Linked DNA regions of Homo sapiens: all the other regions are linked to region 3. A link is a loop called in an ENCODE intact Hi-C map of the cell type or tissue named here. Cell type or tissue: psoas muscle. All regions are shown on one strand.

Evidence for each region. Peaks named below come from ENCODE experiments on the same cell type or tissue, not always from the same donor. Only the 100,000 strongest peaks of a DNase experiment are listed, where the experiment ranks them.
Region 1: it touches region 3 in a loop (11-fold over the local background); 101 of 110 quality-filtered maps call a loop at or near these places.
Region 2: it touches region 3 in a loop (2.4-fold over the local background); 16 of 110 quality-filtered maps call a loop at or near these places.
Region 4: a loop joins it to region 3, with 4 times the contacts of the local background. A loop is called at or near these places in 16 of 110 quality-filtered maps.
Region 5: a loop joins it to region 3, with 11 times the contacts of the local background. A loop is called at or near these places in 91 of 110 quality-filtered maps.

What each region holds. Positions count from the first base shown.
Region 1 is chr2:232,325,661-232,329,660 of GRCh38, reverse strand. All of the region lies in intron 14 of DIS3L2 (DIS3 like 3'-5' exoribonuclease 2), which reads right to left. Among named protein-coding and RNA genes, the nearest start is that of ALPP, 51 kb to the left of the region's middle. RefSeq lists enhancers at 1-86, 1,181-1,230, 1,301-1,570. In psoas muscle, CTCF peaks have their summits at 2,367 (motif pointing right), 3,261 and 3,461 (motif pointing right); DNase peaks (open chromatin) are centred at 2,370 and 3,480.
Region 2 is chr2:232,509,925-232,513,924 of GRCh38, reverse strand. No RefSeq gene overlaps it. Among named protein-coding and RNA genes, the nearest start is that of PRSS56, 8.5 kb to the left of the region's middle. In psoas muscle, no CTCF peak of the experiment used is centred here; a DNase peak (open chromatin) is centred at 2,264.
Region 3 is chr2:231,922,960-231,926,959 of GRCh38, reverse strand. It overlaps NPPC (natriuretic peptide C), which reads left to right and starts at 564. Exons shown (of 3, transcript NM_024409.4): 1 at 564-800; 2 at 1,245-1,555. The coding sequence starts at 711. The coding sequence ends at 1,535. RefSeq lists silencers at 276-495, 1,451-1,500, 1,581-1,670. In psoas muscle, CTCF peaks have their summits at 677 (motif pointing left), 1,350 and 1,551 (motif pointing left); DNase peaks (open chromatin) are centred at 528 and 1,549; H3K4me3 peaks cover 1,911 bases; H3K27me3 peaks cover 3,915 bases.
Region 4 is chr2:232,520,182-232,524,181 of GRCh38, reverse strand. PRSS56 (serine protease 56) reads right to left here and starts at 3,794. Exons shown (of 13, transcript NM_001195129.2): 1 at 3,487-3,794; 2 at 2,754-2,861; 3 at 2,316-2,366; 4 at 2,022-2,211; 5 at 1,568-1,667; 6 at 1,321-1,480; 7 at 980-1,122; 8 at 604-766; 9 at 237-410; 10 at 1-143. The coding sequence starts at 3,583. RefSeq lists an enhancer at 32-541 and a silencer at 1,812-2,011. In psoas muscle, a CTCF peak has its summit at 1,919 (motif pointing right); DNase peaks (open chromatin) are centred at 301 and 1,901; H3K4me3 peaks cover 2,399 bases; H3K27ac peaks cover 1,591 bases; H3K27me3 peaks cover 1,172 bases.
Region 5 is chr2:232,140,434-232,144,433 of GRCh38, reverse strand. All of the region lies in intron 8 of DIS3L2 (DIS3 like 3'-5' exoribonuclease 2), which reads right to left. Among named protein-coding and RNA genes, the nearest start is that of MIR562, 30 kb to the left of the region's middle. In psoas muscle, a CTCF peak has its summit at 2,178 (motif pointing right); no DNase peak of the experiment used is centred here.

The sequences.
Region 1 (4,000 bases), 400 kb before region 3:
CCAAGTCCCTGTCTTGCCCAGCACCCCCATGGTCTCCCTGCACCAGTTGGTCTACACCGCCTTCTCCTCTGACTGGTTAGCTCCTGTGCTGGCTCTCCCAGAGGGGGACCCTGGAGAGCAGGGAAGCACCCATCTATTAAATAATTCACTGCAGCAGCCCCAGAGCTCAGCAGCCCACCCAATCCAGAGAAGGCACCGAGGAAAGATCTCTGCTGAATGACAGGATGCCTGGAACACTCGGGCAGCCCAGGCTGTAAGAGGGCACCATGCTCGCCCAGGGCATGGGAACCCTGGGGCCCCAGCTCAGCCCCTGCTCTGAGGGCTCCCTGAGGCATGTGGCAGTGGTGAGTGGACCAAGGACCCCACAGTCCCAGGAGTGCTGGGCTCCCTTCTCCTCTGGGGACGGTGCCTTGTTGGAGGGAAGCCTCCCAACAGGGTCTCTGAGGGTAGACAGGACAGTCTGAGGCAGCAGGAGGGAAGCCCTCACCAGAGGACAGGGCAGGAGTGGGGATGGGGTGAGACCCCAGAGTCACCCTTTCAGGGGCTGCTGCTCTGGCTTTGCAGCACTTGGGTGTCTGTCATTAGACTCAACAGTCACTGTGAATGGATGTGGCTCCCCACAGAAGGACTGAGCAGGCCAAGGTCCCAGACTGAAGGAGCGGGGACCGATAGGCGATGTGGGACATGAACCAGGCAAAGGCTGGGGGGCTGGTATCACACAGCACTGAGGTCAGCACCACTGACCCTACCACCAAATCTGGGGCAGGAGGCCACGCACTTCTTTTTCCCGCCTTTGGTGGGACAAGAAGATCACACATGTGCACAAGAGCTGGAGCCTGTTGTGATGGGCCAGCCTTGGGCATGTCCTCATGCCTTGGTGACCAGGACCCTCTTCATGGGGAAAGCCGCCCCCTCAGGGAGACATGGGGCTATCGGGGCCTTGACCAGCCTGGGGGGACTCTGCCTTCCCTGCCTTTCCCCAGCCTTCATGCCCAGCCCTGAGCTTTCCCCTTGAGTGAGAGAGATCAGGGAGGAAGCTCCCGCAGGCCTGGCTGCAGCCAGAACCCTGCCATCAACTTCCCTTCCTGGAGGTGTGAGTAGTGCTGCGGGTGAGCCTCGTCATCTGGCCATGCTCGTGGAAAGAAAGCCAGCCACCGAGAGAGAGAGCCCTGGCATATAGAGCCCCTCCTCCACCCAGGGTGGGCCTGCCAGGGCAGACGTGTGGCTGTGCTCTGCCAGGATGTCCTGAGAGCATATCTGCCTCCCCAGGGAGCCTGAGATGCAGAGGAAGAAGGGCTGGGAAATGCCCCAGGAGGGCAGGCACCACCTGGAGAGGAGGGAAGCCAGCCCAGCACCCCTAGCGCCTCCCCTGGGGACTAGTGGGGACTTTTTTGGGCTGGCTCATGGCACACAGTAAGGCAGGTGACAGCTGGGATGTGTGACCACAAGGATCAAGCTTCAGCCTGCCCTTCTACCACACAGGACACCCAGCAGGTAAAAGGAGGAGCATCCATGTTGCCCTCTGGGTGGCAGTAACGGCCTGTGATGTGCCACCCCACCTCCCAGCCCTAATCTGTGCTTGTGCCCACCACTTCCTGCCAAAAACCCTGTGTTCAAGCCCTTAACCCACTACAAGTCTCCCAAGCCCAGGTTTGACTCTCAGCTCCACAACTTTCTTGCCGTGGGATTCTGAACAAATCACAGAGCCCTCCCCATCCTCTGTCTCAAATGCAGGACAGGGGTCACAATGGCACCTGCTCAGGGCTGTCATGGACGCAGAGAAAACAGGTTCTGCACTGGCAGGCCCTCTGCCTGATGCATTGAAAGCCCTCAGGACGCAGGCACTGTTCTCCTGTTGCCCCACCTGCCCCCCACATGGCCAGCTGGGGGTCTCCTCAATATGCCCTGTGATTTTCATCCCTGCCATCAATCTGTGTTCCTCAATTCTTTTGAAGCCTCCCTGAAAAGCAGGCTGCAGTCCCCCACATGAACACTGACTGTTCTAGGCTCACCTGTATCACTGTCTGGTGCCATTAGACTGTTCTTATTCGGATTTCATAATAAGATATTGTGAACCCAAGAGGAATCAAAATTCCTGCTTGAAAAATAATCTGATACTGGTCAGGCCATCAGCACGGAAATACTTCAGATGCACACAATCATGCGTACTTTTGCCCTCTCACTCCATAAAAACTACTATGTGCCAGGCACGGTTCTGGACTTTTCTCCCCATGCAGTCGGACAATCCTCCTGGGCAGGAGCATCCAGGCAATTCTGTGGTGCCTGCTTTCCCCTCCAGCCCAGCTGCAGGCTTGCCGGAAGAGGGACAAGTGTAGCCTTAGGCCCGACCCTGGGCTGCATTTTGCAGTGTGGCCAGCAGGAGGCAGCATGACCCCATAGCGGGCAGCACTGAGGCTGCAGGCTAAGGAGGCCACCAGGCGGGCAGGGTGAAAGAGCAGGGCTGTGTGAGGTGGCCCCTGGTTACTCCTCTGTGCCCATGCCCCACCCTCTATGGGTTTAGGAATTGAATATCTGGGGGCCTCTCAGGGCTGAGCCAGGCTCCTGCTCTCAGTTCCTGCAGGCGCTCTCCACATCCCTTCTCATGGTTTTCAGTAAACACGAGGACAAGGACAGGAGGGAGGGGACAGGGAGAGGGTGGGGCCGCTGTGGAAGCCCCTGCCAAGACCACAGACCTCAGGCAAGCTGCTTCCCTGGCAACTCCGCTACCTGCTCTCCCTGGACCCCCAGCACAGTCCCAGGAGTCACCTCTGCCCTCGACAGTGAACAAGTGCACTCTTGGTGACCTTGAACGTGAAGCCTGGTGAGGCTATGGAGGAGAGGCCCACCTTGCCAGGGCCCTTGGTGTGGCTGAGTCTCTGCTTCCCTTGCCGTCTCAGCCTCTCCCTCCCTCCTGGGGCTGGGAGTCAGGACAGCACCTGTGGAGCTCTGGCCCAACTAGTTAGGCCACATTAAGCAGGGACCCAGACAAAGGTCAAGGGCACTGAGGAGGGAGCTAGCACCACAGAAAGTCCACTTCCCAGGTGCAGCCTTGGCCATGATGTTTGAGGACAGCTGCAGGGGCTGTTTGGTGCCCTCATGTCCTTCTGATGCTGCAAGTAGCAGATGGGGGCAGAGTGAACAGGTAGGCTATGAGTAGGAGTGAATGAAGGTGGGGCTGACCCCTGGCTCTGGCGGTGGCACCCTGGGGTGGCTGGAAGGTGGGTCCCCAGTGGAGTTTGGGGACAGAAAGGTGCAGGCCAAGCCCAGCTGCCAGCAGCCAGAGTTGCACCGAGTTCAGTATTCGCCATTGCAAATGGGACCTGGCACCACGGGTCAGAGAACTGAGCTGGACGGTGCAGGGTGGGTGGGGTAGGGAAGGTGGGAGTCAGGGCTCTCATCTGCGGCCAGCACAGGCTCCACAGTCCCCCACCCTGTCAATTCCCTGGTGGGCCAGCAGGTGGCGCCCAGCCTCTTTCTCCCCAAGGTCCTGGGATGGGGAGGCTCCAGCTTAGAGCCTAGGCGCTCCTATGGGAACCCAGGGCCAGAGATGACCCGGTCAGCAGGGCCCTCTCCCCTGACCTCCTCCCTCCCTCTCCTGGGGAGCTGTGCTAGGTGCACAGCCTAGGCAGCCAAACCTCCGAAACGCCCCCAAGCTATCCTGGGTGGTCAGGTTGAGCCGCTCCACACTCTGGGCCACGGGAGCCCCGAAGGGCGCAGAGTGGGCACTGGGGCTGCTGGACGGGAGGGCGCCCTGCCCCCTGCCCTGGCCTCATACCTTCCTCCTCTGATGTGGGCACTGGCCCTAGTGTCACCCCACTCCTCCCAGCACCAGGGGCACAGGCGTGAGATCACTGGGCCCTGCGGGGGATGGGGCGCTGGAGCTCAGGGACTGCCTGACAACTGCTTTCCGAGGGGCTGGGAATGGCTGCCAGCCAGCATCACCTTCCAGAACAGCAAGCTAAGGCCTCGGAGACGGGGGCCTTGGATCCAGGCCTGGCAT
Region 2 (4,000 bases), 590 kb before region 3:
GAAATTGAGGTTTATTTTATTGTGTTTTGCTTTTCACTTTCTTCTGTGTGCTTTCCTGTGTTACTTGAATTCTTTAAAATCAGCAGGTAGCATTTATACAAATACGAAACATCAAGAGTAAAAAAGAAAAGGACAGGCACCAAGTAGAAATCTTTTCAATAAGACAGTTTATTGATATAATATTTCACCGAGTAAATACTCATTAATGTCAAAAGCTGGTTGAGTAAAGGGAATTTCATGTAGTTCGATGTATTACAATGTATCAAACCTTCATAATAACTGCTTAAGGCAGGTGTCATCAGACCCATTTTACAGATGAGGCCACTGAGGCTCGGAGAAGTTGATTGACCTAGCTGAGACCACACTGCTAGGAACTGGAGAAGAGATGGAAGGCTGTTCTGCCTGCTGCCAGAGGCCACACCCTCAACCTCTGCCCAGCCCTGCCTTGGGAGTCCACAAGTGCCTTCTGACTGCTAACCCTGCAGGGGTTTGCTAAGGTAGCCACACAAAGGTTGAAGCTTCTTGAAATGGATGAAACGGTTGGGGCCGAGGCTTTGTCTTCCCTTGCAGGGGACTCAGCTGTGTGAGGCAGGAGTGGGTGAGGCAGAACAGCTGAGAAGACATATAGGCGTGGGGTTGGGGCCAGCAGATGATGGGAGGGACCTAAAGGGGAGAGGAAGAGGAGAAACCAGAGACACGGGTGCCACCAAAGTTCCTCCAGTGTCCCTTCTGCATCCATCTTGCACCCCCAGACTGGCAACCTCCTCAGAGCCTCTGAGGTTGGAGAGGCCTCGTGGGGGTGCCCCAGCTACTATCTCCTTCTATGTCCAGCTACCAGGCATGGAGCAGGAAGGGGTGGGTGCATAGGTCAGGGGGCCCTCCGCAAGGCCTCACTTACCCTCCTGCTGGGCATGTCCAGCCCCCTGCCCAGAGCTCCCAGCCTCATCACTCAGGGCCAGGTGGAGGCCATGTAGGGTGCAGGGAGAGCTTACAAAGCCAATAAATCCCCCAAGGCAATTACAGTGATGAGCGAGGCATAAACAAGGCGCTTTACCTGCCGCAGCCAACCCTCCCCTGCACACACGTGCGCATGCACACACACGGGAACACACACACACACACATACACACGCACACATGCTGGAGTCAGCCCATTTGCAGGGTAATGGCTTTGCGACAGCAGAAATTATCTGCAGCATTAGAGGCAGCCTGGCCAGGCAGGGCAAGCTGGGGGCGGGGCCTCAGGATGAACCTGGGGGATACTAAGAGAGGAAGCAGGTGCCCGCAGGCTAGGGTCTGGGCCCCTGGAAACACTGCAGGGCTGGGGGGAGTGGGTGCAGGCTGCAAAGGGCTTGGTGAGGGCCAGACCAAGTGGAGGGTCCCTGCCCACCCCTGCCCACAGCTCTTTCCCTTTCGACTTCCAAGGCCTGTAAGTGGGCAGATAACTGGGAGCAGCGGTGTCTCAGGACCTGAAATCATAGCTGAGCAGCCACTTGCTCCTGTCCTGGCCTGAAAGCCACGTCCTTTTCCCTAGCCCCAGGGAGGCCACACTTGGTGGCCTAGAGAGAGGGGCATGGGGTGATTAAGGAATGAAAGGGAGCCCCCGAAAGGAGGATGCGTGTTGCGGGGGTGGTGAGGGGGTGGCAGGGTTTGCCTTAGCTGATTGTTTCCCTCCGTGACTGTCATGGGAATCAGGTCTGGGCTGCCCAGCAGTTCTGGGGAGGAGGGGGCTCCAGAGGAAGGACCTCCTCCTTCCCCAGGTCAGGAAACTGAAAAGAGCCACCACCTGGATCTTCGGAAGAGACCTCTGGCTGCCCGTTTTAGGCCAAGGACAGGAGGGCTAATCTTCCCCTACACCCCTTTAGCCAGCTAGCATTGGTAGGGGCAGCAAAACCAATAAAGAGAGTGGGGCAAGCTGGGCTCCCAGGCCTATGGGACTTTGAGGTTCACAGTGATGTGGGGGTGGCAACAGTCCCAGGGGTCCTTAGCATCCTGCCCCAGGGCTTGGCTAGACCTGGCATCTGCGGTGGGGGTGCTCGCTGGGGAATCATGCCTGTCAGCCTGACAATAAAGCTGGGCTCTGTGACTCTGGCAGCAACGGAGCATCCTGCCCACCTGCGGGCACACCCAGATTGCATTTGCTGAAATAAATTGCTGGAGAAAATAAATCCCACACACATGATTAATGGGAGGCAGGGAGGCAGGCAGCCAGCATGAGGAGCCACTGGGGACAGAGTGACAGTTGGGCACAAAGCCAGCACAGCCACGGGGCCTCCGGGAAAGGGCTGTAGCAACTGTATGGCTACCAGGGTCACTGTGGTCCCTGCCACTGCCACTGCACAGGGGACCTGACCGCGCAGGCTGACAAGGCCCCTGGGGACTCAGGCTGGCCCCCAGCTTGGCTCTGCATCACTGCAGGTGGTGTGGAGGGGCCGATCCTGGGCTTGCTACTGTGACCTGGGCCGGACCACGCCTCCTGGGGACTGGGGACCCCACGGACCAGAGCAGGGAAGAAATCAAGCCAGGATGTTGGCAAGAGGGGTGGGGGTGAGGGGTAAGGACTTCCCAGCTGGCCAGCTGTGAGTCCTTGAGCAAACTACCTCCTGTCTCTGAGCCTCCATCTCCCCATCTGCTCAATGGAGCTAATACCAGGGCCTCCCTCAGAAGGTTGTTGAGGGGCTCAGCTCAGGCCACCCAGCCAAAGCAGCTGCTAGGGTGCTGGGCACACAGGGGGCTGTCCCAGATGACAAAGGTGTGCTCAGCATCTATGACATGCCCATGCTGCACTGAGAACTGGGGCACAGTCCCTGCCCTCATGGAGCTAATAGCCTGGTGGTAGACAAATGGTAAAAAAGTAATAATAGTAAGGACTGGCCGGGTGTGGTGGCTCACGCCTGTAATTCCAGCACTTTGGGAGGCTGAGGCGGGTGGATCACGAGGTCAGGAGATCGAGACCATCCTGGCTAACATGGCGAAACCCCATTTCTACTAAAAATACAAAACATTTAGCCAGGCTACTCGGGAGGCTGAGGCAGGAGAATGGCGTGAACCCGGGAGGCGGAGCTTGCAGTGAGTCAAGATTGCACCACTGCACTCCAGCCTGGGTGACAGAGCAAGACTCTGTCTCAAAAAAAAAAAAAAACCACCAAAAAAAAAAGTAAGGACTACGTAAGTCATCTCAAATGCACACGGCGCTGTGTAGGAGAAGCCTTGAGTGCTGGGGACAGGGGAAGGGGCTTGCTTACACTCTGGAGGTCAGGGCAGGCTTCCTGGGGGAGAGGGCACTGAACACAAGTGAATTTATGGCAAAAATCCAATAGTTTGATTTTGGTGAGTCTGTTGAGAAACAGTCTCATTCATTGCTTTTAGGAGAGTCACAGTGAGAGTTGACAATGCCTACACAAATACCTACCCACAGTACACACACTCTTATTCTCCTTTTAATTTTTATTTTCTCTTAAATGAGACAGGGCCTCATTCTGTCACCTAGGCTGGAGTGCAATAGCGTGGCCACGGCTCACTGTAGCCTTGACCTCCTGGGCTCAAGTGATCCTCCTTCCTCAGCCTCCTGAGTAGCTGGGACCACAGGCGTTTGCCACCATATCCAGCTAAGTTTTAAAATTTTTTATAGAGAAGAGGTCTAGCTGTGTTGTCCAGGCTGGTCTTGAACTCCTGAGCTCAAGAATCCTCATGCCTCGGCCTCCCAAAGTGTCATGCCATCGCACCTGGTCTCACGCATTCTTATTCTTTAGTACTCCCACTTCAGAGCATTTTGTCCTACAGATATGTAGAAAAACACAGTTATAAAATGACAGATGTACAAAGATGTTCACTGCAACATTGACAGAAAGAACAAAAAAGAAAAGTAGCAACAACTCAGGTAGTGATGGAGGAAGGACTCAGTTGAATAAACCGTGTACGAGACTGGGAATGATGACTCATGCCCGTCATCCCAGCATTTTGGGAGGCTGAGGTGGGAACTGCTTGGGGCCAGGAGTTTT
Region 3 (4,000 bases):
CCATCCTCTGCCTCCCCAACCTAACGACGTCGCTGTGGTCTGCGCTCCCGCCCTGACCGGCAGGTGAAAGGCGGAGCTGCAATGCCATCCCGCGGCTGTCAGGTGCCCAGGGAAGAGTTTGGCGACAAGCAGGGCTGCGTGGATTTCGGGCAGCGCCAACTTTATGCCTGTATGACTTTGGGCAAGTGACTTCATTCCTCTGAGCCTGTCTTTGCACCTGCAAAGAGGGCTACGTATCCCTTCCAGGTAGAGTGAGTGCGATGAGGACCTAGTGGGTGCACAGGGCACCAGGCGCACCGATGCTCGGCAGGCCAGGGCGCGCGCTCGCTGCAAATGGAGTTCCCCTGTGCGCTCAGCTCTGCAGCTCCAAGTGCAGCCTGGAGCGAGCCCGCCGAGCCGCGGGATCCCTCCGGGGTGGGATAAGGGAGGGGAGCCCCCGCGGCCCCCTCCCGGCCCTCGGCGCGGCCGCGTGCGTGGTGTCATTGGCCCGGGCGGCCCGGTGGGCGGGAGGATGACATCAGCGGCAGGTTGGATTATAAAGGCGCGAGCAGAGTCACGGGCTCAGAGCGCACCCAGCCGGCGCCGCGCAGCACTGGGACCCTGCTCGCCCTGCAGCCCAGCCAGCCTGCTCCGCATCCCCCTGCTGGTCTGCCCGCCGACCTGCGCGCCCTCGCTGCCGCCCGTGTGCGCCCCTCGACCCCAGCGGCACCATGCATCTCTCCCAGCTGCTGGCCTGCGCCCTGCTGCTCACGCTGCTCTCCCTCCGGCCCTCCGAAGCCAAGCCCGGGGCGCCGCCGAAGGTGGGTGCTGTCGTGGGGACGCCGAGCCTGGGAGAGGCGTGGGAGGCTGGGGGCTTGGAGAATGCGGCGCGCAGGACCCAGGAGAGAGGGAAGGCAGGCGGCTGTCTCCTCCGAGATGCGCGTGGGCGAGAGCCGGGGAGCCCTCGAAGCGCGGATTCGGGGGTCCACTTCTCCAGCCTCCGGAGAACATCGGCCCATGCGCAGCCCCCTACCCCAGTGTGGCCTGCCCGGCGAGCAGCAAAGGGAGGGCAGGGGGCTTCCGGAGGGAGCGGCGAAGGCGGCCGCGTGGCAGGTGGATGCGGGGCCAAGCTGGCCGGCATCGGTGGGGGCGGCTCTGGGCTTGGGAGGGACACCCCGCGCCGGCGGGCGCGTGGGGCTGGAGCATCAGAGTCCCCCGTGCTGCAGCCGCGTGTCCCTTCACCTGCCCGCTCTTTCCTCGGACAGGTCCCGCGAACCCCGCCGGCAGAGGAGCTGGCCGAGCCGCAGGCTGCGGGCGGCGGTCAGAAGAAGGGCGACAAGGCTCCCGGGGGCGGGGGCGCCAATCTCAAGGGCGACCGGTCGCGACTGCTCCGGGACCTGCGCGTGGACACCAAGTCGCGGGCAGCGTGGGCTCGCCTTCTGCAAGAGCACCCCAACGCGCGCAAATACAAAGGAGCCAACAAGAAGGGCTTGTCCAAGGGCTGCTTCGGCCTCAAGCTGGACCGAATCGGCTCCATGAGCGGCCTGGGATGTTAGTGCGGCGCCCCCTGGCGGCGGTGAGTACGGCCCACCCGACGCCCAGCCCCAGCCCGGCCCGGGACCGCCCGCCGCCCAGCCGGCCTTCGGAGGCGCGCGAGCCGCCTTTGCTCAAGTTGTGCTAGGCGTTTGCCAGCCGCCCCCTTTATTATCCCACTTTACAGACAAAGAAAGCGAAGGATAACGTGATCGGGGAACTTTGGCAAGGTCAGAAACGGCTCAGCCTGGTTGAACCCACCTGGCTTCTTCTGGAGAAGCAGAAACAGGCTTGGTGGTGTCTCACCCACCCCTGAACCGTAGCTGAACTAGCAGCACTGGCCCCTATTGGCCAGCTGGTGGGGGGATTGAGAGGAGATCATGGGTTTGTGGGAGCAGAGAAGGAAGGTTACACCCACAAGTCCAGGGGACATCGATCATCTGCTGGCCACCATGCCCCCTGTAGTGAGAGTAGCCCTCTGCTGGCACTGTCAGAGCGCCCTTCTGCCTGGGACACTCCGATTCCTGTCCCTTCTCTAAACCCAGGCAGTGGGCAAACTGGTCTGTCCAGGGTCCTGAGGCAGCTGCAGCCTGGTGGCTTCGGGGGTGAATCTCAGTGCTTGTGGCACTATTTCAGGGAATAGGAAAGACACTAAAGTAAATATTATTTGCCCCAGCCTCGAACTCAACACGTCCCAGAGTCCCTCACCAACCCTGTCCCGACCCAACCGGTGCTCTGGGCTCCGTTTCTGGTGTGGGGTCTCACCCCGCACTAGGGCTGGAAACCTCTGCCCTACCGCCACCCCCTGCCGGGTGCCGCGTGGTGGTAATTTACTGCTGCAGAGAGCCTCACCTCTCCTCTTTCCCTCCTCTCTATTCCTGCCGCCTGCCCGTGCCCACTGAATAACATCCCAGCCTCTGACATTGACAGTCATGTGCGTTAGGATCAGGCTTACCTGGCTTTCTCGCTTTCTTGCCTCCAGCTCAGCAGCTGCCACTGCCTGTCCCACACCTTGACTGTCCCATCCCAGGCTACGGGCAAGCTGCTGTCTCCTCCCCAGAAACCCTTGTCAGTGTCGGATCTTCTCCCGGAGGGAAACAAGAGCGCCTGTCCAGCACACTGTCTCTTTTTTACAGTACAGAACACTTTTTCACAGTTTGTGAACCCATTCACCTCTCCATATTGAACAGCTTAAGGGCGAAGTGCTGGCCTAAGGCACTCTAGGACCCACTGCACCCCGAACAGACTCGTGGAAATATTTGTCAATGACCAGAGAAACCAGCACACCCTGGCCCATGGCCACTCCCACCTGCCCGAGGTTTTAACCAGTGCCCTTCCTCTCTTTGCAGCCAGACCTCACTCGGCTGTGGGCCTCTCCCCAGTTCTGCAAAGGCTGTAGTTGTCTGTGATCTTGACTCTCCCCTGCACAGGGAGAAGAATGATTCTGACACTTGGGGACCAGCCTTCAGTAGCTACCCTTGGAATGCCTTTGCTCTCTTCTCTCCTGTCTAAACAACAAAGAGACGGAGTCTGAGGCCTCAAATTTTCAGTTTGATTTAAGCATCAAGTTCAAACTTTAGAACCTGAGCAAATGTTAGTGACTCTCCATTGGTTCGTACCTGGAATGCGCATCCCCACAGGGGCTTTGTTCTTGGGCCTGGATGTCTGTGGTCACCAAGTGATGGCCAAACGGGTGGTGAAAGATGCTGTGTAGGAGGAATCCACATTGTTAAGAATTCTCGACCCCTTTGATCAGGGGGGTTCAATAATCTCCTACCAGCTCTCTTAGCATAGATGAACACTTACCGTCGACACCTTCAACACCGGCTTACGCCCAACACCAGCTGTTTTATTATTATTTGGGAAGGGCGGTGTGGATTTATTATTTGGGATTTTTTAAATGAAAAATAAAAACCCCACCCTCACTGCCCCCCATTCCCAGTGAGAGAGCAGAACATCATTCCTGCAGGCTCCTGGTGACGATGCCCAGGATATATCACTGGGCGTAAAGAGAAAGACAGCTTAGATTTTTCACATTAATGAAAACTCTTTGAGGTTGTGGCTGTTTCTCCACGCAGTGGGTGACCTGGGCTCTAAGCCACCGTAATGATGGTGGTTGATGGTTCTAGGTATTCATTGTAAAATGCTAATGACAGAGACTGGGTGTAGGTGAAACCTGAATGAACACTTTGCCCCTGGGGCCCAGCAACATCACAGACAGCTGTCATCTGTGTAAACTCACGGCAGAGCCAGAGAAGGGAGTGGGGGAGGGTTCATCAAGCCATTCTGGCCCAGGTCCCCTCTGTGCATGCTGTCCTTTGGGAGGGCACTGAACGCCCCTGAAGGCCACCTTCCTTGGGCCCCGGGGCACCCACACACCCATTAGCAGAGAGTTTACCCTAACAACACTCAGAGCCCATGACTGTGCATTTCCCCAAGGCTGGTGTGAGACACCATTTCCTCTGCTCCTGAAGGGGACCTGGACCCA
Region 4 (4,000 bases), 600 kb before region 3:
GGCGGGGTGCAGAGGAGACTCCCTGAGCGCTGGAGCGGGGAGAGCCAGGGCGGGGGCCAGGCGCCGCAGTCCCGGACGAGGCCCGAGCAGCTCCTGCGCGTTCCGCAGCAGGCCCAGCAGCGTGTGCGCCAGCGAGCGCAGCTCTGCGGACCGGACAGGAGTCGGAGCGGCGGTCAGAGGCTGGCCAGGCCCCCTCCCCTCTGCCCCCCGTCCGGGTCCGGGTGAACAGAACTGACCGCATCGCCGCCGGCGCTGCAGGCACTGCTGGTGCGCCAGGCGCGCACAGGCGCCCTGGGACCCCGGGCACAGGCGGGCATAGAAGGCGCAGAGCCGGGCGGCGTCTGCCTGCAGCTCCTGGGGGGGGTCCCAGGCCAGAAGCTCCCTGCAGCTGGGCTCGCGGCTGGAGGAGGCTGCTGCGGGCGGGACAGGGGTCAGCTCACCCTCTGTTTGGGGCCCTAGCCCCCTCACTCCTTCCCCGGAAGGAGACAGGCTTTCCCGAGGCAGAAGGGAGCTGGGAATGGGCATGGGCCGGGTGGAAACGGGCTTGTCCCACGGTTGTCCGTTGGGGCACTGGGGACGGGGCATTGGAAAGAGGGCGCTCACCGCTCATCTGCTCCTGGAGCCAGTCCTTGAACACTGCCACGCGGGTGTAGACCCCGGGCTTCCCTGGCTCCCCGCAGCCGTCCCCCCAGGAGGTGACTCCGAACAGGACCTCTCTAGGGCGGGGGCCAGGCTCAGAACAGGTCAGGGGGCCTCCCGAGTCACCCTGCGGGGCCAAGAGAGAGGACGCTGCATTCACCTGCCCCCTATGACGCCTGCCTTACGCCTGGCAGGTGTGAGCTTGCCACTTGTGTCCATTTTAGGGATGAGGACAGAGAGGCTCAGAGAAGTCGAGTGACAGACAGACGTGGAAGGAAAAGAGGCCGTAGTGGCCCTGGGAAGGCTCAGCCGGCCTTTTCTCATCAGACTGGGTTCATACCTGGCACGAGTCAACGCCCCCCGCCAGGTACCCGGCGCAGAGCATGGTGCTGGGGCGCAGCCCGGGCCCCAGGGCTCTTCGGCAGGTGTCGGTGCTGAGCAGGGGAACACGGGCCTCTCTCACTGCTTCAGCCTCAGGCCCGTCTGCAGGGAAGGGGTGGAAGGCTCAGGTTTGGAGGGCAAGAGCCCCGCCTTGAGGGTCCCCTTCCCACCACCCCCCTTGATTCCTCCCCCTTTGAAAGAGCAGGCAGCATTTTTCCAAGGCAACCCGGCCTCCCTACACTCTATTACCTCGGACCCCCAGTTCTTCCCACCACGCGCCGGCTCACCCACGCCCAGTACCTTCGAAGAGGGCGCCCCAGCCCGCGATGGCGCAGGCGGTTCCGGCAGGGGGCTCCTGGGGCTCCTGGGGCAGGCACACGGGGCGCGCCGATCCCCCCGGGCTCACCGGCGTCCACAGCTGCACCAGGGCCAGGTCGTTGTGGAAGGTCCGCGGGTCAAACTGAGGAGGGGGAGGCGGCGCAGGGTCAAGGAAGCACGGGTGGGGGTGCGGTGCCCAGCCTTGGGGGCCTGGGGACTGCCTTCTCACCTTGGGGTGGGGCAGGATGCGGTTCACTGGCACCTCCTCCGCTTGCTCCCCCCGGGACCCCTCTGCCAGCGTCACAGTCCACAGAAGCTCATTCGGGGCGCTGCGGGTCGAGCGGCAGCTGAGACGCAGGAAGGACAGGGGCACACCCCGCAGGCCCCTCGGAGACCCTGCCCCTCCGCCCGCATGCCGGGCTTTCTCCACCTGGGGGCACGGAGGGCGGGCCGGGGAGGGGTCCCGTCCCAGAGGGGGCGAACTCGCCCGGCCGTGCCACCCCCTCCGGGCTGGCATCCTGGCGGGGCGGGCGCGGCGCCTTGAGATGGGGAAGCCCGGGGCCGGCCGCCGCCAGGGGGCAGCAGAGACCACCTTTCCCGCGCGTCGCCCGCCGGACAACCCGGCAGGTGCGGGGCCCAGCGCCGGGGACCCCAGCTGGGCAAGGCCTGGGGGTCCTACTTACCCTACAAAGCAGTGCGCTGCCGTGAGCACCCAGGAGGCCGCTACCAGGACGCCGCCGCACAGAGGCTGCCCGCCGAGCTGCAGCCTCACCAGCCAGGGCCAGGCCCCGGGCGGCGCCGCGCTGCCCCCCACGATGCGGCCGTGGGCCCGCGTCACATTGGCAGTGCTCGGACGCCTCTCGCCGCACGGCCCTAGAAAGGGGCAAGGGGTGTCACGAGGGACATGTTCTGGCCATCCTCGCCTTCGAGGCCCACCCGGCTCTCAGGCCTGCCCCCTCGAGCCTTTTCAACCTCACCTGGCTCAGGTGGGTCCTGGAGGAGAGCTTGAGGCCTGGGGCGCCCAGATCCTGCAGAGAAACAGACCTTTGAGTCTCACTGCTGCCCTCTCGCCTGTCCTCACCCCAGGCTGGGCCGAGCCTCTCTCTCCCCATCTCTCCTTTCGCGCTCAGCCCTCCAGCCCACACGGGTTCTATTTCAGCAACCATGAACTTCTCCTGGTCACCACAGGAGCCCAGAGTGTTTCCGCCTCCCTGCCTTTGCACAGGCCATGCCCCAAGCCTAGCGTGTCCTTTCCACTCGGAGAGACAGACCTTCACAAACGTAGTCTAGGTTGCGGCCCAACACAGTCTCTGCCCCCAAGAGGAGAGTGAAGACTGAAGGGAAGGGACAGAGGCAGCAGAATGGGCCCAGGGTAGGCAGCAAGCTCACTGGGGCACGGGGGGCAGGGTGGGCACCTCGGCACTCGTGCGATCTGTGCTGGATCTCCATCGCCACTCGGTTTATTGCCCACTGGGCGCTCCTCTGGGCTGCCTGCAACGCCTGAGTCCCCTGGGCCGACAGAACTGCTGGGACAGGGGGCACACAATCATGCGTGGTTGGGGAAGAGCCTCAGCCTCATCCTCCTGGCCCCAGCCCTGAGCCCTGCCTCGGGAGACCCACCAGCCTGGGACAGAATGAGGAGGCAAGTGAGCCCCGGGGACGCTGGGCCCAGCACTCAGAGCCCGTGCTCCCAGGTTCTCAGCCCAAGATGTCTCCCTAATTCAACTGAGCTGGACTGGGATCTTTGAAAGGTGCTTTTCCTTAACAATTTTTTTTAAAGACACCACCCCAAAGATACAGACATCGCAGAACTCAGCTTTATTGACTGAAAGTAGCTGTGTTTGAGTGGCCCACCTTCGGCCGGGACAGCCAAGGGCAGGGTGCTGCCCCGGGCCGTTTCTCTCTGCTTCTTGGGGCCTTCTCTCCATTCCTTTCGGCATGCTCAACAGCTCCCCTTCCCTTTCCCGCCACACCCCTCCTCTCCCACCTATATCTCAGTTCTTGGCCCCTTCTCGCAGCAGGGTGGGCAGAAGGAGCCAAAGGTCCTTATGAGTGGGGGTGACAAGCTCTTCTGTCCCCGCCCGCCCAGGGTCCCACTTCCTCTACATTCCTCCCAACCCCGCGGCTCTCGGGCCAGCCTGGACTTACCTTGCAGGGCGCTGGGGGGCAGGCGTGTGTACAGTGGGTGCCCGTGGGCAAACCATGAGCTTGGGAGGGGTAGCAGCAGCAGCACAGCCAGCAGCATGGTGACCAGGAGCTGGGGTGAGAGACCCCTGTCCTCTCTCCTCCTCGGAGTCCACCTTCCGGGTGCCTATCCTTTGGTGCCCGCCTTCTGCTGCCTTTCGGCCCCCGGGCACTGAATTCTTGTCCCTCAAATCATCTGACCCCGTTCTCTTACATCAAAATTACCCGCCTCCCTGGTCAGCCCTCACCTGGCCCTTAACTCCTAGGAGCCCACAGGGGAATGGGGCTGCAGGGTCTTTATAGAGGACAGCCTGGGGGAGGGGTGCACGGGAGGGTGGCCAAGACTGGGGGAGGAGTGGGGTAGTGGGCTTGACCTTCACCTCTGAAGTCTCATCATCCCAGCTCCGAGCCCCCCTTCTGTCAAAGGAGCCCTTGTTTCTGCGGCTCCATCAAAGGGGCCAAGACAGGGAAGAAGGGC
Region 5 (4,000 bases), 220 kb before region 3:
GACCATGAGTATATGGAAAGATGTTCAACCTCATCAGTAATTAGGAAAAAAATAACAAAAATCACCCAACGATTATCACTATTTTTACCCACCTGGCTGGCAAAAATGAGTCTAACAAGTGTAAATAAGAATGTGGAGCAATGGAACTGCATACACACTGCTGGCAGGACTAAAAATGGGTACAATCACTTTGGGAATGGTTTGGCTAGAAAGTTGTAAAGTTAAACATGTACCTATGTATGATTCAGTAATTTCCTTTTTAAGTAGAGTCTAGAAAAACTTTAGTTAATGAGCACTGGAACGTTTTCAGGAGCAAAATCCTCTGTTCAACCCAAATGTACATTGCTAAATTATGGTATATTTCAGAAAATGGAAATATTATCGACTAAAATGAGTGAAATATGTGAGTATATTTTAGAAACATGTTAAATGAAAAAAGGCAAATGATAGAAGAATATATATAACACGGTATTTTGTAAAGGTTCAAAAACAAGCAAAACAAAATAACATTTAGGGTTATAAATATGGGTAAATTTTTTTTTAAATACATTTTCATTAGTATATTTGAGATGGTGGTTACCTCTGGGGAAAAAATTATGGTTTAGGATACAGGAGAACAGACAGGGAACTTGAACAGTATTGGTGATGTTATACTTCTTAATCTGGTTCATGAGTTCATGGGTTGGTTTTAGTATTAGGTTTCAAAAATTATAGAAGTGTTACATATATTCTTTTTCCTGTGAAATATGCTTTGTAATTAAAGTTGATAAATATTTTTAAAACAATATTTTAGTCAAATGTATACCAAAACCTTAATAGTGATCGTTTCCGGGGGTGAAACTCTGGGAAATTTTCATTTTCAATAGTACACATTTGAATAAATTTAACAGTAAATATTCAATATGTATGTATTTGGAAAAAATAAAATTTAGAAATGTTTGTTAATTTGATATTTCAATAATAGTTGTAAGAGAGAAAGTTTTCCTCCATAGAGTTATTTATAATGATCACCACTTCAATTTTTCTTCACTAGAGCTCCTCCATGAATACTGCTGCCATTCACAAAGAATGACATTCCAACTGAGTCCTACTGTAAAATTAATCTGAATGGCACTGCAACAATATTCCCAACTTCCTACATATGATAGGTGGGGGCCTTGGGAAACATATAAACATTCTATATAAATAAGCATCAGATCTACTATCCTGGGTGATATGCCTATTAAAAACGTACTGAGGAAAGGGACCAGCTACAGACAGAAAAAAATATAACAAGAAAGTCCTTCAAATTGGCCTCTTTGCCTTAAAGAAAACAGGAACATTAAATAGTCAAGATTAGTGTTCTCAGCCATTCATCATCTTTCCTCTACTAAATATTCTTATAAACTCCTAGTCTTACAACTAGACGATATTTAGAAGACAGTCATGCACTCTTGCAGTGATTACCACTATCGTATTACTACTCTTAAATACATGCTCTCATACATGTTGGTCCAATGTTGGAAACTCCATGCAAACAGATATAATGGCATCACAGCCCTGAGAATGTACAAGTGGGGAACAATCAAACATCAACTATACCGAGGGCCCAAACTTCCAACAATACAAAGTAAAAACGAAGTGTGGCAAATACACTTGTCTTTGGCTGTATATTTTATGTATTATTTTCTATAATCAGGAGAGGGAACGAGTTATTTTCGCTTCTTATGGCTCAGTACTATGACACAGCAGAAAGTAGCACTTAAGGAATAGGGACTTCAGGAACGGTGTTTTTATCAGTGAAAATAGATAAAAGCATGGAGAAAAGAAGTAAGAGTCAACAATACTGAGTTATTTAAGAAAAGGTCTTGAAATTTAAGAGTGAATTGGTGTTGATATGAAGAAAGCAAAGAGGAAGCTGAAAGGATTTAATGAGTATAAGAGGAGGTTGATGGTTATCTAAGGTCCTCTAACATCATAATATTTTCAAGAAGGTGCACTAGAAATTGCAGTTGAAGATGGCGACTTTGGAAGAAGTGCCAAAACTGCATGCAGTGCTCATCAAGGAAAGGAACAATTTGGTAACCTAAGCCTGGATCAGGATCATTCTCCTCCATTCCTTTAACTTTTGCTCTGCCTTGACCAGGATTTTCTCAGTGTTGAAGACACAGCTTTTTCCAAAGCTGATCCTTACAGGCCACCAGGTGGAGCCCAACAGTCACAAAAAAAGAGCCCCCTCCTCAGCCTGATTTGCTTTTTGCCTCCTAGCCGGCCAGGTCCATACCCCTTGAAAAGAACATACAAACTCTATAGATCTGGTAATGCGAGTCCATAGCATTATATAACTTGGTTTCTCCCTCAGAGCTATCTTTAAAGAACATGCTCTCAAAAAGGTGAAATATTCCTTTTGCAAAGGGAAAGATTGGATACAGTTATTTTTCAGTTTGCTAATCTTGGAGCCTATGCTTCAATGAAACAAACTAATTTCTTCTGTTTGTTTTTTCTATCAATCTAGTCATGGTTTAATTTTCCTACTAATTACAATTCAATGTATTTAATGTAATTTAATGACCACCTCTTCAATTCCTATCTACCCTGTAAGAAACTGAGTATCTATCAAAACTGAATGGAATGTAAAAGTATTTGCTTCCATGGGTCAATAAATATTGCTGACTGGCTAACAACCACCACAAGGTGAAAAGCTAGGAGACAAAGGTGATACCAGAACAGACCTCCACCCCCTACTTCCCATCTCTACCACAGTCCTCTAAGGTCAGAATTTCCCTTCCTCTGCTTTCACCTCACTCCGTCATCTGCTCCAATGGAACCTGCTGTCCTTCACACTCATTAAAGCCAGCAGCACTGTGACCCATTCTCTGTTTCTCATTTCCACAGCCTCCCATTAAGCCTAGGCAATCCCATGTTCAACCAAGAACTTCTCAGCCTGTAATGACCTATTCATTTTTCCTCCTCCTCCTCCACCCCTCAAAACCACCAGACTTTGCTTGATAAAATAATATAAATGTGTCAATTTGCTCTAGGTCGATTCATGTCACATATCTTCAGCTAGCCTTCAGTGTTGCCAAGAAACACTATTAAGTTCCTCACGGTAGCTGCTGTAAAACGTTTCCATTTTATTCAAGACTTACCCTTAAATAGTCAAGAAGAAACCATGACAAATCTGGGAGAAAGTGACCATGCTATCTCTACGCTCAAGACATCCCGGAAAGAGAAGCTGGAACTGTAAACTCTAGACTGAGGATACCAGATTTCCCAAAGGGCTGAGAAAATATAGGCATGAATTCCACTGCAAGAGTTTCTAAAGGGAAAGATGATTTAAGAGGTTGGGAAGCTCTTAAAACTGTAAATCTGATTATGTAATTGCAGATCATTCCAGCGAAGAAACCAATGTGGCTTTTTAATTATCCTGGACTAGAGTGTAGTACTAAATATTAAAGGTACTAAATATGTTGTAATGTATAACAAAAAACAGTGATCCCTAAAAGCTAGCAAGGGTTCACTTGGGTTTTGATAGCATTACAGAACAAGATTCATAAAAATGTGGGCGATGTGATGTATAGAGAGGTGAACAAGGTTCAACTGAGATCTCTCATGACAATTCTAAGAACAAGATAGAAAATAACTTTATAACAACTGGAAGTCTCCAATGTTGTAATACTCTTTGAGCTGCCCCTAAATGGTGGCCCCAAGGCAGCACTAGGGTGTCAGAGAAGCAATGCTTACAGCAAAGGGGAGGCCAAGCTCCATGTCCTACCTAAGGATCCTTCCAAAGCTACTAACATCATATATTCTATTAATGTGTGCATTCTATTCAATCCTTCTGTTAAATATCTGTGCCTTCTCAATTTGGCGTTCTCCACCTGAGTTTTTATACTTGTTGTATGCCATTGTCAAGCATGGACTTTGAAGTCATAGAACCTTAGTTCTCATCATTTTCTGTTCCAAATTACTCCTTGTGTGTTTTCTAGCTTGATTCATGGTGCAACATCTTCCTAGTCAA